Regions from separate parts of the Homo sapiens genome. Here region 2 is linked to region 1. A link is a contact called in ENCODE Hi-C or POLR2A ChIA-PET data. All regions are on one chromosome and are shown on one strand. The core of a region is the stretch at or near the end of the contact, and the rest is flanking DNA. Distances in the headings are between cores, read along the strand shown. Region 1 overlaps SMARCAL1 (SNF2 related chromatin remodeling annealing helicase 1). Region 2 has its middle 120 kb from the start of DIRC3-AS1.

The links. Hi-C counts contacts between places; a loop is a spot of excess contacts on that map. ChIA-PET counts read pairs that join two places held with the same protein, here RNA polymerase II (POLR2A).
Region 2: a loop to region 1 is called in a map of lower leg skin, with 12 times the contacts of the local background. The contact joins two enhancer-like sites. A Hi-C loop is called at or near these places in 1 of 168 maps with a recorded cell type or tissue (lower leg skin). POLR2A ChIA-PET finds 5 or more read pairs at or near these places in 1 of 52 experiments (AG04449).

What each region holds. Positions count from the first base shown.
Region 1 is chr2:216,469,551-216,476,832 of GRCh38, reverse strand. It overlaps SMARCAL1 (SNF2 related chromatin remodeling annealing helicase 1), which reads right to left. Exons shown (of 18, transcript NM_014140.4): 15 at 1,382-1,564. Among named protein-coding and RNA genes, the nearest start is that of RPL37A-DT, 26 kb to the left of the region's middle. RefSeq lists enhancers at 1,413-1,582, 1,500-2,000. Within about 2 kb of position 1,517, at least 2 of the 41 ENCODE cell types and tissues checked have a DNase peak (open chromatin) inside an H3K27ac peak, as active enhancers do.
Region 2 is chr2:217,162,749-217,169,059 of GRCh38, reverse strand. No RefSeq gene overlaps it. Among named protein-coding and RNA genes, the nearest start is that of DIRC3-AS1, 120 kb to the left of the region's middle. Within about 2 kb of position 4,904, at least 3 of the 41 ENCODE cell types and tissues checked have a DNase peak (open chromatin) inside an H3K27ac peak, as active enhancers do.

The sequences.
Region 1 (7,282 bases), core at 268-2,767:
TGAGCTAGGTGCTGCAAATGAAGAGGCACAGGCTCTGCCATCAGGCTGCATGGGGAGGGGCTGGTGATGGAGGCCTGCACACTTCCATTTCTTCACTGTATGAAATAAAAAGTTATCTTCTAAATAAATAAAAACATCACACACAAGGGAGAGGCTATCCATGATTTGGGCATAGGGTGGTGGTTTAATATAGTGGTAAGCCTTATAATAAATACTTAAGGGCTGGATGTGGTGGCTCACGCCTGTAATCCCAGCACTTTGGGAGGCTGAGGCAGGCAGATTGCTTGAGCCCAGGAGTTCCAGAACAGCTTGAGCAACATGGTGAAACCCCATCTCTACAAAAAATACAAAAATTAGGCATGGAGGCGTGCACCTGTAGTCCCCTGCTACTCAGGAGGCTGAGGTGGGAGGATCACCTGAGCTCGGGAAATCAAGGCTGCAGTGAGCCAGTAAGTCCCTGCAGTCCAGCCTGGGTGACAGAGCAAGACCCTGTCTCAAAAAAGCAAAAGAAAAAAAAAACCACCTAACATCATGAGCATTATTTCTTGTATAAAATGGCTACACCCTCAAGGTCTACCCATTATTAATGTAGTCTCTTATGTGTAGCCAATAAAAACCACAATATTATTAAATATTATATAAATATTAAAGGGGATATAACTTTTCTGGAGATTACCAGAAAAATTTAAGAGTTCAAACAAATGTCTTATCTCTGTCCTCAGTTGGTCAGGTGAGGCCAGTGGTGGTGTCCAGGAAACCCTCACTGCTGTCACTCTGTGTGAGGTCCATTGTTAAAGCAGCTCACAATGATGGCTACTAAAGGGGGCACAGGCTGGAACGTGAGGCCTGGGCTGCAACCTGGTGCCACCAAGTGCCCTCTTCAGTTATGGCAGTGCAGTCCTGCCTCACCCCTTGAGCTCTCGGTGCCCTAACTTCCTCCTATGAGACATGAAGTCAAGATTCCTTCTAGCCCTGGAAGACTTCAACCTTCCCGTTGATAAAATGGAGTCGATAATCCTACAGGTTGCTGTGAAAATCTAGAAAACAGCCAATCGCCTGGCGTGGTGGCTCACACCTGTAATCCTAGCTACTCGGGAGGCTGAGGCAGGGGAATCGCTTGAACCCAGGAGGCGGAGGTTGCAGTGAGCCAAGATCATGCCACTGCACTCCAGCCTGGGTGATAAGAGACTCTGTCTCAAAAAAAGAAAAAAAGAGACTAGTCAATCAACATAGAAGTGCTTAAAGGAAGTGAAAACTGACTTGTGGGAAGTATAATGAATGGATAAAAGGGAAACCACACTTTCCCCGACCGACACTCACTGCTTCCTGCCCACAGCCATGAGCATGCCTGGGGAGTATCTGAGTCTTCTGCGTCTCTTACCCCTGGGTTCCAAAACAGCTCAGCAAACACCACCAGGTCAGCCGAGGAGAAGGTGAGGCCCATATTGGCAGCGGTGATGGACAGCACGGCCACAGCATGCCTCTCCGACAGTTGGAACTGCTGGCACAGGTCCTCCCGCTCAGCTGATGAGGTGGAGCCATCGATGCGGATGTGCTGCACGTGCTGCAGGAACAAGGGGCAGAAGCAAGGTGGGCAACAGCCCCGGGGGCTTCTCAGCAAACCACACCCAGCCACAGCTCCAGCACAGAACCAGGTTCCAGCTCAGCAGAGGCCCCTGCCTTCAGAGCTTTTCTTTTCAAATTGACATTGGTATTGAGATGACTGCTTATACTCAGGTGCCATTGTAAGAAATAATAGAGATCCCTCTTAGGCCTTTGCCCAGTTTCCTGCAGTGGTAACATTCTATAAAAACTATAGTATAATACCACAGCCAGGATGCTGACTTCTATACAATCCACTGATCTTCAGATTTCTTGTTTTACTGTATGTGTGTGTTCTACACAATTTTATCACCTGTGTAGGTTTTCATATATTCACCTCCAATGTTAAGATACTCAACAACTCCAACATTGCAAGGATCCTTTTACCTCCCTCCTCTTTCCACGGTCCTTAGCTCCTGATAGCCACTAATCTGACCTGAATTTCTAAAAACATTTTTTTTCTTTTTCTTTTTTAAGATGAAGTTTCACTCTTGTCACTCAGGCTGGAGTGCAGTGGCACGATCTTGGCTCACGGCAACCTCCGCCCCCTGGGGTTCAAGTGATTCTCCTGCCTCAGCCTCCCAACTAGGTGGGATTACAGGCGCACACCACCACATCTGGCTAATTTCTGTATTTTTAGTAGAGGCGTGGTTCCACTATGTTGGCCAGGCTGGTCTCAAACTCCTGATCTCAGGTGATCCGCCTGCCTCGGCCTCCCAAAGTGCTGGGATTACAGGCGTGAGCCACTGCACCTGGCCAATTTTTTTTTTTTTTTTCAAGAATGCACTATAGGCCAGGCACAGTGGCTCATGCCTGTAATCCCAACACTCTGGGAGGCCAAGGCAGGTAGATCACCTGAGGTCAGGAGTTTGAGACCAGCCTGGCCAACATGGCGGAACCCCGCCTCTACTAAAAATACAAAAATTAGCCAGATGTGCTGGTGTGCGCCTGTAATCCCAGCTACTCAGGAGGCCAAGGCAGGAGAATCACTTGAATCCGGGAGGCAGAGGTTGCAGTGAGCCAAGATGGCACCACTGCACTCCTGCCTGGGTGACAGAGCGAGACTCTGTCTCAAAAAAAAAAAAAAAAAAAAAAAAAAAAAGAATGCTATACAAATGTTATATAAATTGCACAGCATATAACCTTTTGGAATGGGCCTTTGCATTCAGCACTCTCTGGAGATTCATCCAAGTTGTTACCTGTATCAATAATTTTCTTCTTTTTATTGTTGAGAAATAGCCCACAGTATGGATATACCATAGTTTCACCATCCATCTGTTGAAGGACATCTGAGTTGATTCCAGTTTGGGGCTACTACAAATAAAGCTGCTATGAACATGTGTGTACAAGTTTTTCTGTTAACCTAAGTTTTCATTTCCCAAAGAAAAATGCTCAAAAGTCAATTGTTGTGTTGTATGGTAACTGCATGTTTAGTTTAGTTATTTTCTTTTAAATGGCATTTATTTATTCTTGCTAGTGATAAACATGATAAGGAAAATAAAAACATTTAGTAATCTAACCAATCTACTTTTTCCTGTCTCTTTTTTTGATGTGTATGGTATATATATCTTTTAAATAAAAAGTTTTATATCCTGTTTTCCCCCAATAAAACACATTATAAGTAAAACTGTATTGTTAAGTGTTCTAAAATATCATTTTTAATGGCCCTTTGTCATTATGCAGCAACAGCATAATTTAACCCTTCTATTTCTGCAGATTTAGGGGTCTCAAATTTTTCCTAAAAGGATATGTTGGTAAATGTCCATCAACAAGTGAACAGATGATGTACAATGGGATGTTATTTAGCACTAAAAGGGAGTGAACATCTGCAGGTCTAGATAACCAAAAAAGAAAAAAAAAAAAAAGGAAAACCAAGGAGTGAACACTAAAAAGGAACGAGACACACAACAACATGGATAAATCTCAAAAAAAAAAAGTACATCCTGAATGTCCTTTTCTCCACATTTATATTCCATTATATTCCATATTTATATAAAATTCTAAAAATCCGCAAACTAATCCTTAGTGACAGACCGTAGACCAGAGGTTGCTTGAGGATGGGAGGGTGAGGGAAGGGGCAGGAGGGCGTGATTACAAAGGAAAACTCTGGGGGTGGGGGCAGCGGGTGGCAGATATGTTTCCTATCTTGATTCTCATTAATTGTACACATTATGTGCAGTTTACTGCATGTCAATTATACCTCAAGAATGCTATTAAAATGGAAAGTTTTTAAGAGGATGCCAATTTTTGGTGATTTTCTTAGATTGGACTACAAACCAAAGTACGATAGCAAAAAGAAAAAACTTAATTTAAGGCTCCTGATATTATTGCCAAATTGCTTTCCAATAACTAATGTATTAGCATGTCCATCTTCGTACACTTTCATCAACAGTGAGCACCGCACATTTTTAAAACCTCTACTGACTTGATGGGGTAAAAAAAAAAATTTTATTTTTCACTAACTTGATTACTAGTGAAATTGGGTGTTTTCGTTATCTTTTAATTGGCTACTGGTGTCATTTCTTTGATGAACTATCTATTTATACAGGTTGCCCCCTTTTTTTTTTTCCTACTGGGAGTTAGGAAATACCTTTACATGTAAAAACCATTATTTGTATGTCACAGAGGTGGCTAATAGTTTCCCTAGCTTATTTCCTTCTATTACTTTTCTGTTGTTTTCTAAATTCTCCTTTATTTTTAAAAATGTAATTTTTCTTATTATAAAAATAATACACACTCATTGCAAAAATACAGAAAAACTAAAAAGATAATGATGACTACTTAGAGATAATCATCATTAATGTACTGGTATATATTAATCAGGCTTTTTTCTATGGATGACTATTTTATTTATTTTATTTTATTTATCTTATTTTTGAGATAGAGTCTTGTCTCTCACCCAGGCTGCAGTACAGTGGCAGGATCTCGGCTCACTGCAGCCGCTGCTTCCCAGGTTCAAGCAATTCTCGTGTCTCAGCCTCCTGACTAGCTGGGATTACAGGCATGCACCACTATGCCCAGCTAATTTTTGTATTCTTAGTAGAGATGGGGTTCCGCCATGTTGTCCAGGCTGATCTAGAATTCCTAACCTCGGGTGATCTGCCTGCCTCAGTCTCCCAAAGTGCTGGGATTACAGGCGTGAGCCACTGCGCCTGGACAACATGACAATTTTTAAAAATTATTATACATACAACAGCTTTTTGTCCATAGTATGGACATCTTCCGATAGCAATATATACTAACCAGATACCAAGACCTTCAATTTTGGAGTTTCTTCAGGTTCTTATAGGGTTCAATGATCTCCAAAGTTAGGAACCACTGATCAACATTATATTTTATGGCTGAATGGACTATAATTTATTTAATAGTATATCTGTTGATAAAAACTTAGATTTTTAATTATTGAATATTATAAACAGCATGACTAATATTCTCATTTATAAATCTGACTAGTCTGATGATTTCCTTAGGATAAATTCCTAGAAGTAAAATTTGAAAAATTGAGTGCACGCCTTAATTTACTGTCAAACTGCCCTCCAAAAATGTACAAATGTACAAGAGAATCATAGCCACTGTGGGCTGGGCATGGTGGCTCACGCCTGTAATCTTAGCACTTTGGGAGGCCAAGGTGGGTGGATCACCAGAGGCCAAGAGTTTGAGACCAGCCTGGCCAACACAGTGAAAGCTTGTCTCTAATAAAAATACAAACATTAGCTGGGCATGGTAGCAGGCACCTGTATTCCCAGCTACTTGGGAGGCTGAGGCAGAAATGCTTGAAGCCAGGAGGCGAAGGTTGCAGTCAGCTGAGATTGCACCATTGCACTCCAGCCTGAGCGACAGAGCAAAAACTCCACCTCAAAAAAAAAAAAAAAAATTTAATCACTGTGTATGTGTCACAGAAAAAATACATGTGTTTAGGTAATTCAAATCAATTTTTCCTTTGTAATTTCTTGGTTTTTATGCTTAGAAAGTCATTCTCCACCCAGTGATCAGCTATTGTTCATTGGTATTTTCTTCTAATACTTTATGGTTTCAAGGATCTTTGATTCACCTGCAATTTAATATAGTAAACAGTGAGTTAAAGTTTCATCTACCCTCCCACCCCCCAATTATTTAGGCAATTACCCAAACTTTGTTGAAGAAATTGAAAACGGATTTGTGACAATTCCTTGATCATGTATTTGCTTTCCATTTATGGTAAAGGGCCATGTATTCTATTCCACCATCTGGCCATCTCTCTGGGGCCAGCATGGCTGAATTTTAATTATTGGTATTTTATAACAGATTTTAATATTTAATGTCTGAAGGGACAAGTCTTCCAACATTGCTCTTCTTTTTCATAGTTGTTTAGATATCGCTCCTGCTTTTTTTTTTTTTTTTTTTTTTTTTTTTGAGATGTTCTTGGGAGTAACAGTATAAAGTTCCCTTTAAAAAATCCAACTGGAGGCTGGGTGCGGTGGCTAATGCCTGTAATCCCAGCACTTTGGTAGGCTGAGGCAAAAGAATTGCTTGAGCCCAGTTCTAGACAAGCCTGGGCAACATGGCAAGACCCTGTCTCTACAGAAAAATTTAAAAATTTGCAAGGCGTGGTGGTACATTCCTGAGGTCCCAGCTACTGGGAAGGCTCAGGCAGGAGGATCACTTGAGCCTAGGAGGTTTAGGCTTCAGTGAGCAGCATTCGTGCCACTGAACTCCAGTGTGGGAGATACAGTGAGACTCTGCTTCAAAAAAAAAAAAAAGATCTAGTTGGAGTTTTTATTAGAATTCAATTAAACCAGCTGGGCCTGGTGGCTCACATCTGTAATCCCAGCATTTTGAGAGGCTGAAGCAGGTGGATCACTTGAGGCCTAGAGTTTGAGACTAACCTGGCCAACATGGTGGAACCCCGTCTCTACTAAAAAAATGCAAAAAAATTAGCTGGGCGTGGTGGTGTGCACCAGTAATCCCAGCTATTCAGGAGGCTGAGGCATGAGAATCTCTTGAACCCAGGAGGCGGAGGCTATAGTGAGCTAAGATGAAGCCACTGCACTCCAGCCCGGGCAACGGAGCGAGACCCCCCTCCCCAACAAAATAAATTTAAAAGATAAAAAGATAACTGATAAAACATTAATATCCAGAATTTATAAAGAATTTTCCTAAATCAGTAAGAAAAAAACAATCCAACAGAAAAACAGGCAAAGGATACAAACAGAATATTCACAGGAGACAGCTAAAATGGCCATAAATAAATAAATAAATAAAATGATACACATTTTACTGGTAGTCAGGGAAATGCAAATTAGAGCAAGAATGAGATGATATTTCATTTCTCTGGATTGGTAAAATTAAAAAGTTGGATAATACCAGTGTTAATGGGCACACAGAACAGCAGGAACCCTTATATGTTGTTAGTGAGATTATAAATGTGAATGACCACCTTGGAGAGCAATTTGACAACATTTAGTATGAAGATGAACCTATTTAATAACCATGCAAGAGCATGCCTGAATATGCCTCCCCTACACAAAGCACATACACAAGCCATAAAGAAATGCATAGATACAAACATACACCTACTATAATATTCACACGATAGCAACCATCAGCAGGAGAATGGATAAACTGCAGTATAGCTATCCAATGAGATACAATTCCACAGTTACAGTGAATGAACTATACGTGTAATGCAGTATAAAGAAAT
Region 2 (6,311 bases), core at 3,655-6,154, 690 kb before region 1:
TCTTGAGGCCTCAGTTTTTACATGGTAAATGAGGTGGAAAGGGAGAGGGGGCAATTCATGATCTCCAAGGTCCTTTTCTGCTCTAAAATTTTGCGTTCCAGAGCTGTGCAGCAAGAAGCAGTTAAACGCTGGACTCTTTCCCCAGAACAGCCTTCGGGTATTTTGCTCATTAAAGAGATTAGCTGTCCATTTGCAGGGATGTCTCTCCAATGAGGTAGGGACAAAATAGCCCAACACAGTTTTAGTTTAGATTCACTTTATGAAGTACATATCTAATTCCCTGGCAAGCTAAGTCAAGCACGTCTTCTCATGTGTTTTAAGAACCAAGGCATTTGGCTGAGACTGAGAGCAAATGCCTCTTATTAATGTGTGACAAATCCATATGGGGAAAAACAGTGTTTCTTCTTTCCCATATGGCACAGCTGAGTAAGGCTGGCTTTTCTGGCCTTGAAATGGTTCCATGGACCAGGTGGGTGGTTTATTTCACAGGCTGGTGACAATCCAGTGTGTCTCTCCCACAGAGATGGGAAGGGGCAAGAATTCTTCTGTTGTAGCCCAGGGCTGTCAGCAAGGCTGTGACATAGGCCATTGGCCCTTCTGCCAAGATGAAGGGCAGTGGAACTACTGTGAGGAAGAACAGGAGGAAATCTCAAACCACTTTGGATCCTGGACCTGAACTTTTCTTGAACCCCAAGACCTTTAAAGTTTTAGCCTCATAAGGACAAATCAGCTTTCTCTCTGGAAAACTCTCAAACCACTCCCCACCTCAGTCTCAATGTAATAGGAGTGATGAAGCCACTGGAAGAAAGGGAGAACATGGGGGAGGCAGTTATCTCACCCACCTTCCACCTTCAGGTCCAAAGGCTGAAGACCCAATGGCTTCTGGTTTTAACTTGGTTTTGGACCTCTGCAAGACATGGTGGATTCACTGTTTCCCCTCTAAGGTTTACGGTACAGATTTTTCAAAAAGCATAGAGAAGATTGTATTGACTAAATATGAAAAATAACCAAAACAATAGCAGCAATTGAAATCCAATCAACCCATACCTGTAACATCATTCTACCTCTTTAAAAGAGCAAGAAATTATCCTGGACAGAAGCATAAGTCATCTCCTCTGTCCTGCAGCTTAGGCTGATGTGAACTAAGAGACAGTGGCTTTCATTGTCCCTGCAACTTGGGGTGACAAAACTAAGTTCTTATGTTTCATTAATAACCTCCTGAAATTCAGTCTTTGACTCTTTTTTTTTTGCTGTGCTATGAATGAATAACTGCTTTAATAAATATGTATGAACATACTCATCATATGTCATATAACCAGAATCAAGCAAATATGCATATTTTTCCAGTGTGTAATTGGCCATTATACACAATTAGACATCAATGTGAAAGGCTTGCTGAAAATGAAAAGCAGTTAAGTGACAAAATGTCAGGTTTTGAAGAAAATGTCAAAAGTCCTATTACAATCTAGAAAATCAAAACCAGATAGGTTATAAAAATGGGTTTGGGTAAACATACACCTGTATACACACACACACACACACACACACACACACACACACACACACACAATTTGATTTCCTAGAAATGGAGATGGTAGTTATGAACTTGCAATGTTCATATGGGAAAGTTTCATATTAAACATTAGAGAAGACTTTTTTAAACTTTTAGATTTGGGGGTACATGTGCAGGTTTGTTATATAGGTAAACTCATGTCATAGGGATTTGTTGTACAGATTATTTTGTCACCCAGGTACTATGCCTAGTACCCAACAGTTATTTTTTTCTGCTCCTTACGACTGCTTAGCTGTGGGACTTAATTGACTAGTCAAAGGAAGCTGTGCTTTTTCTTAAATACATTTGTAGACTAAAAATCTAAAACATCTTTATTAAAATCTTAGATTTTTAATAAAAATCAAAATCTTAGATTCTAAAAATCTAAGATTTTTATCAAAGATCAATTAGTCCATGGGAGAAACTTCTCTTTAAAATGTCTATTTCAAAAATTAATACATCCCTGCTAAACTGTTTCAGTGCAATGAGAAGTTTATTCCTAGACATGTTTCAGGGTTCTACAATTGCAGTCACTAAAAAGTTCTTCCTTATATCTAACCAATATCTACAACCTTAATGTGTGTCTCTCTGGAGCCATGTAGGATACTTGATTTGGTCACATTACAGATCTTCAAACTTTTGAGATCACTTGATATATTCCTTATAATTCTCTTGCCTTCAAATTAAACATATCAAATTATTTGAAATCATGTCATTGGAGAAATTGTTGAATGAATAAGTTTAAGAGTGAATGGAAAAACTGGGAGGTATCGCCAATTTGGCAAAGGAATTTCAATTAACATTTATTTGTCATATGCTATGTATCCACAGTATAGTAAGTTCTAAAGGTCTCTATTAAACTCCAGTACCCTGATCTCCACATTCCAAAGTGTTTTTCTTAGCTCAGAGTAGAACATGTCTCCCATCACTGACTGTGCTTTGCAGGAGGTGGGTAGTGTTACTAAGGGAGAGAAGGCAGGACGTAACTTCACAGTGGTCTTCTCAAACTCGTGATTCTACAAATAGCTCTAATTCTACAAAATAGCTCAAGACTCTTAGTTTGAAAGCCACAAGAGGGCACTAGACTACTACATGGACCTAGCTCTACTTAGGGCCCAAAGCACAGAGCAAGGGTCAGTATTGACATTAGTGATGGCCACATCAGTTGCATGTCCTACATCTGTGTCTGAAACACAGTATGCAATCATGGAGGATGTGCAAAGCTATTGGCTATGAAACATGTTCAAATGCTAAGCTTGAGTTATGCTAAATACAGTAGAATCCACATGCAATTTGAAAAAAAAAAAAAGTAAAAAGGAGTAAGGTCCACCCCCAAAGTTCTAAGAAAAGCAAGGTGGTTCTTTAAGCTGTGAGTTCTGAAAACAATATGGACAACATAGTGATAGTCAGGGGAACAGCAGGAGTTAGAAAAACAGGAGCCTTCCACTTCTACTTTTGGAAAGCCTGACATCTGACGAGGCTCATATTGGCCACAAGATTCCCTCCAGACCATGAGATTTACACTGGGCATCACCCAAGGTATTCATTCTCTCTGCTCCTGAAGTGCTCCGTACTTTACAAGGTTTCAGGAACACTAGTCTCAGGCTAATGAAAGCATACTTAAAAACTTCTCAAAAATACAGATTGAGTCTATGTAATCACCACACCATTTGAGAAAGGCAAAAATTTAGTCAATTAAGTTATATGTTAGTCTGAATAAAATCAACAAACAGATTATTTGGGTCAATGAAGAAGTATCTTACGCAATTCCAAAACAGCCAATCAAATTCACTCAGACAAATATGAATCAACACAAGGAAAAACAATCAGTCAAGAATGCTGCTTTGGATCATGAAAATCAAACCCTAAACTGAAGGCTTGAGTTTTTAACTTTTCAATAGTTATGTTTAATATTGTATAGAAGATGACTCCTTTGTTATCATAACTGTGCATGGGATATACTTTTTCCCTAAAGATGATAGACAGATAGAGAAATTGATAGACAGACAGACAGACAGAATAATTCAGATTGAGTGTCATATAAATGACTTACCTAATTGGTTAAACCAGAGGTTCTTGCTGCAGCAGGAAAGATAGGAGAAGGTCATTTTTCTGAGGCAAGGTTTAGCTCTTTGGAGACAATGAACACCTGGGTGGTTTCCTACAGAGCCAGTTGAAATCATTAAGAAAGATGGTCTTTTCTTTCTAGTTTCTTATTAATTTACCTACATTCTGAGTTCTGGATCCATGACCTGCATTTGTTTTTAAATTTTCTTTTTAAAAATAAAATATATATTATATATTCATGAGGTATAAAGTGATTCTCTCTCTCTCTCTCGATGGGATCTCACTATGTTGCCCAGGCTGAACTTTCATTTCTGGGCTCAAGCAATCCTCCTGCTTCAGCCTCCTGAGTAATTGGGAATACAGGAGTGCACCACTGCACCCAGCTTGAAATGTGATGTTTTGATATATGTTTACATTGCATGGCCTCTGTTATTGTACTATGTCAGAACCTTTCTAACTTTGATCATTTTACTTCCATTATCCTTGTCACGTTTGACCCAGCCATTGCTCTGAGACTCTGTCCTTCCCTCGTGGAACAATGAGAGCTCTCACCTTTTGGTTCTGATTCCATCCCAACCCTTCTCCCCAGGAGTCTTGCTTTTTCTGGAATTGATCTATTTATAACATTGCCTCAGTTTTTAGGTTCTTCTCAGTGTCAGCTATGTTGAGTCTGTTAAAGATATCTTGGCTATTTGACTTGGTTTTCATCAAGTTCCTTGGCTTCTACCTTTTAAATGACATTTTTTTTTCACATAATTGTTATTTTTCTGGGCTCTGGCCACTGATTTCTCCATATTCTCTATTTCTTGACTCTTTCATTAGCTTAACAGCATAACTTCCATCTTCACTCCCCCAGTTCTGTTTTCAGAGATCTACTTTTAATGGCTAAGCCCAGCCCAAATTGACAGTGTCCATCCTCTTTGCAAGCCTTGGGCCCTCCCTCACTACCCCCAGCACAGACTTCATCTTCTAGGACAGTCCCCAGTGCTACAGGGGAGGTGAGTTCAAGAGAAAGTGCCCCAGGATCTTCTTAGCATTATTTTCCCCACAGTGGGACTTTGAAGCTGCCTTTCTAGCCTGCCTTCCAGCTGTTAGCAAACACACACTTTTTAAAATTAGGAAATGAACATGATAGTTCTACTCCCAGCCAGGAGCTCATCTAGTATGCTCCAGGAAAAGGATGATTAATGGAGCTAAGGCTTTATGTCTAAGCCAGGGGATGGCAGCTTGTGGGGAATAACTGAGCCACACCAGCCCGCCACAGCCTCAGATCAGGTGAACTGCACATGGCGTTAGGCCCACTGGAGGCCCTTAAAGTTAGCCAGTGGCCTGGCAGAAAGTGCACACACAATAAGTGCCTGGTGGACACACATGGCCCAAAGGAACGGGGCAGTTTTTCAATTCTTCGGTTTATATAGAGAACCAACCTACACAACCTTGGCCTTCAGAATCTTGCCAGCAGTTAGAGTATCCAGACTGGCTGTCCAGACCACCTAAATTACATGGATAAAAGCAAAAGATTTCCTTCACTGAATACCACGTGGACTTGTTTCCAAGTCCTTTTTGGGTTTGAGGCCTTACTTGTAATCATCCCTCACAAGAGGGGGGAAAAATAAAAGAAAGAAAAATGTAGGGAATTTGAGTTCTACTTCACCAAGGGCTTAGGATGGAGAATAGGAAAGTTCTGCAGGATCTTGGCTGAGCAGTGGTTTTCTGCTTCTTTAAACGTCAAAATTAACCTGATTGAGTGAACTATTCAAAAAGCACATCCATCAATTTTTGTTTCATCTGAGGTTTGGAGTGCCAAGGACTTACAACATAAGGCCTCAGACCACTCTGGTTTAATGCCAGGGGATACTTAGGGGTTCCTGGGGATGGTAATTATGATCATAACCCTCTGCCTGCCAAACTCCTATGCACTACACCCAACCCAGATGCTACTCTTCCTGTGAGATCTTACCCAGATCCTCTCTGGTTCCTCTGTGGTCCTCTAACACTTGGTGTGGCTTCTTTGGCTTAACTGGACAAGTCACCACGTTAATTCATTTATTTTCCTTCATTAAAAAAATTGTTCACCCATGACCTCTGCAAAAATAAATAAATAAAATAGAAAGAAATGCGTAAAAACAAAACCTACCCTTTACTCTCTCCTCTCAGAAGAGAGAACCACCGTTTGTAATCAGCACAAGGAAAGTGGGAACACTAAAGAAATCACTATAAGATAGCAGCTGCCCTCAAAACTAAAACCAGTCACTTTAAAATACATGCTCCCGTGTGATCCCTGGATGAGGTTCTTTTCTCTTTAGTAAAACGGAGATTTTCAGGATTCAACCCGGAGAGGTAAAATCACTGAGCTTATAAATGAGGAAACTGGAATCAAAGACCTGAATTTTTGTCTTTTCCTTTTTCCCACCATGTTGTGTCCCAGTGTGCCCCAGCATCCTTAGAGACAAAGGCCTGGAGGAAGCACAAAGAGACTTCTATTTTCATCTTTTGGTTCTAGCAAGATGAGGATCAGCAGGCAGGCAGACACACTTGGGAATAATGGCTCTGCTCTCTCAACCGAGCCCCCGCCCCAGTGCCTTCATCCCCACTTTGGGGTGACCTCGGCAGAACAAGCTCTCTCTGTAATGATCACTTCGTCAGCAGGGGCTGTGTATTTAGTAGCAGGAAATATAAGCTTTTGTGGTCA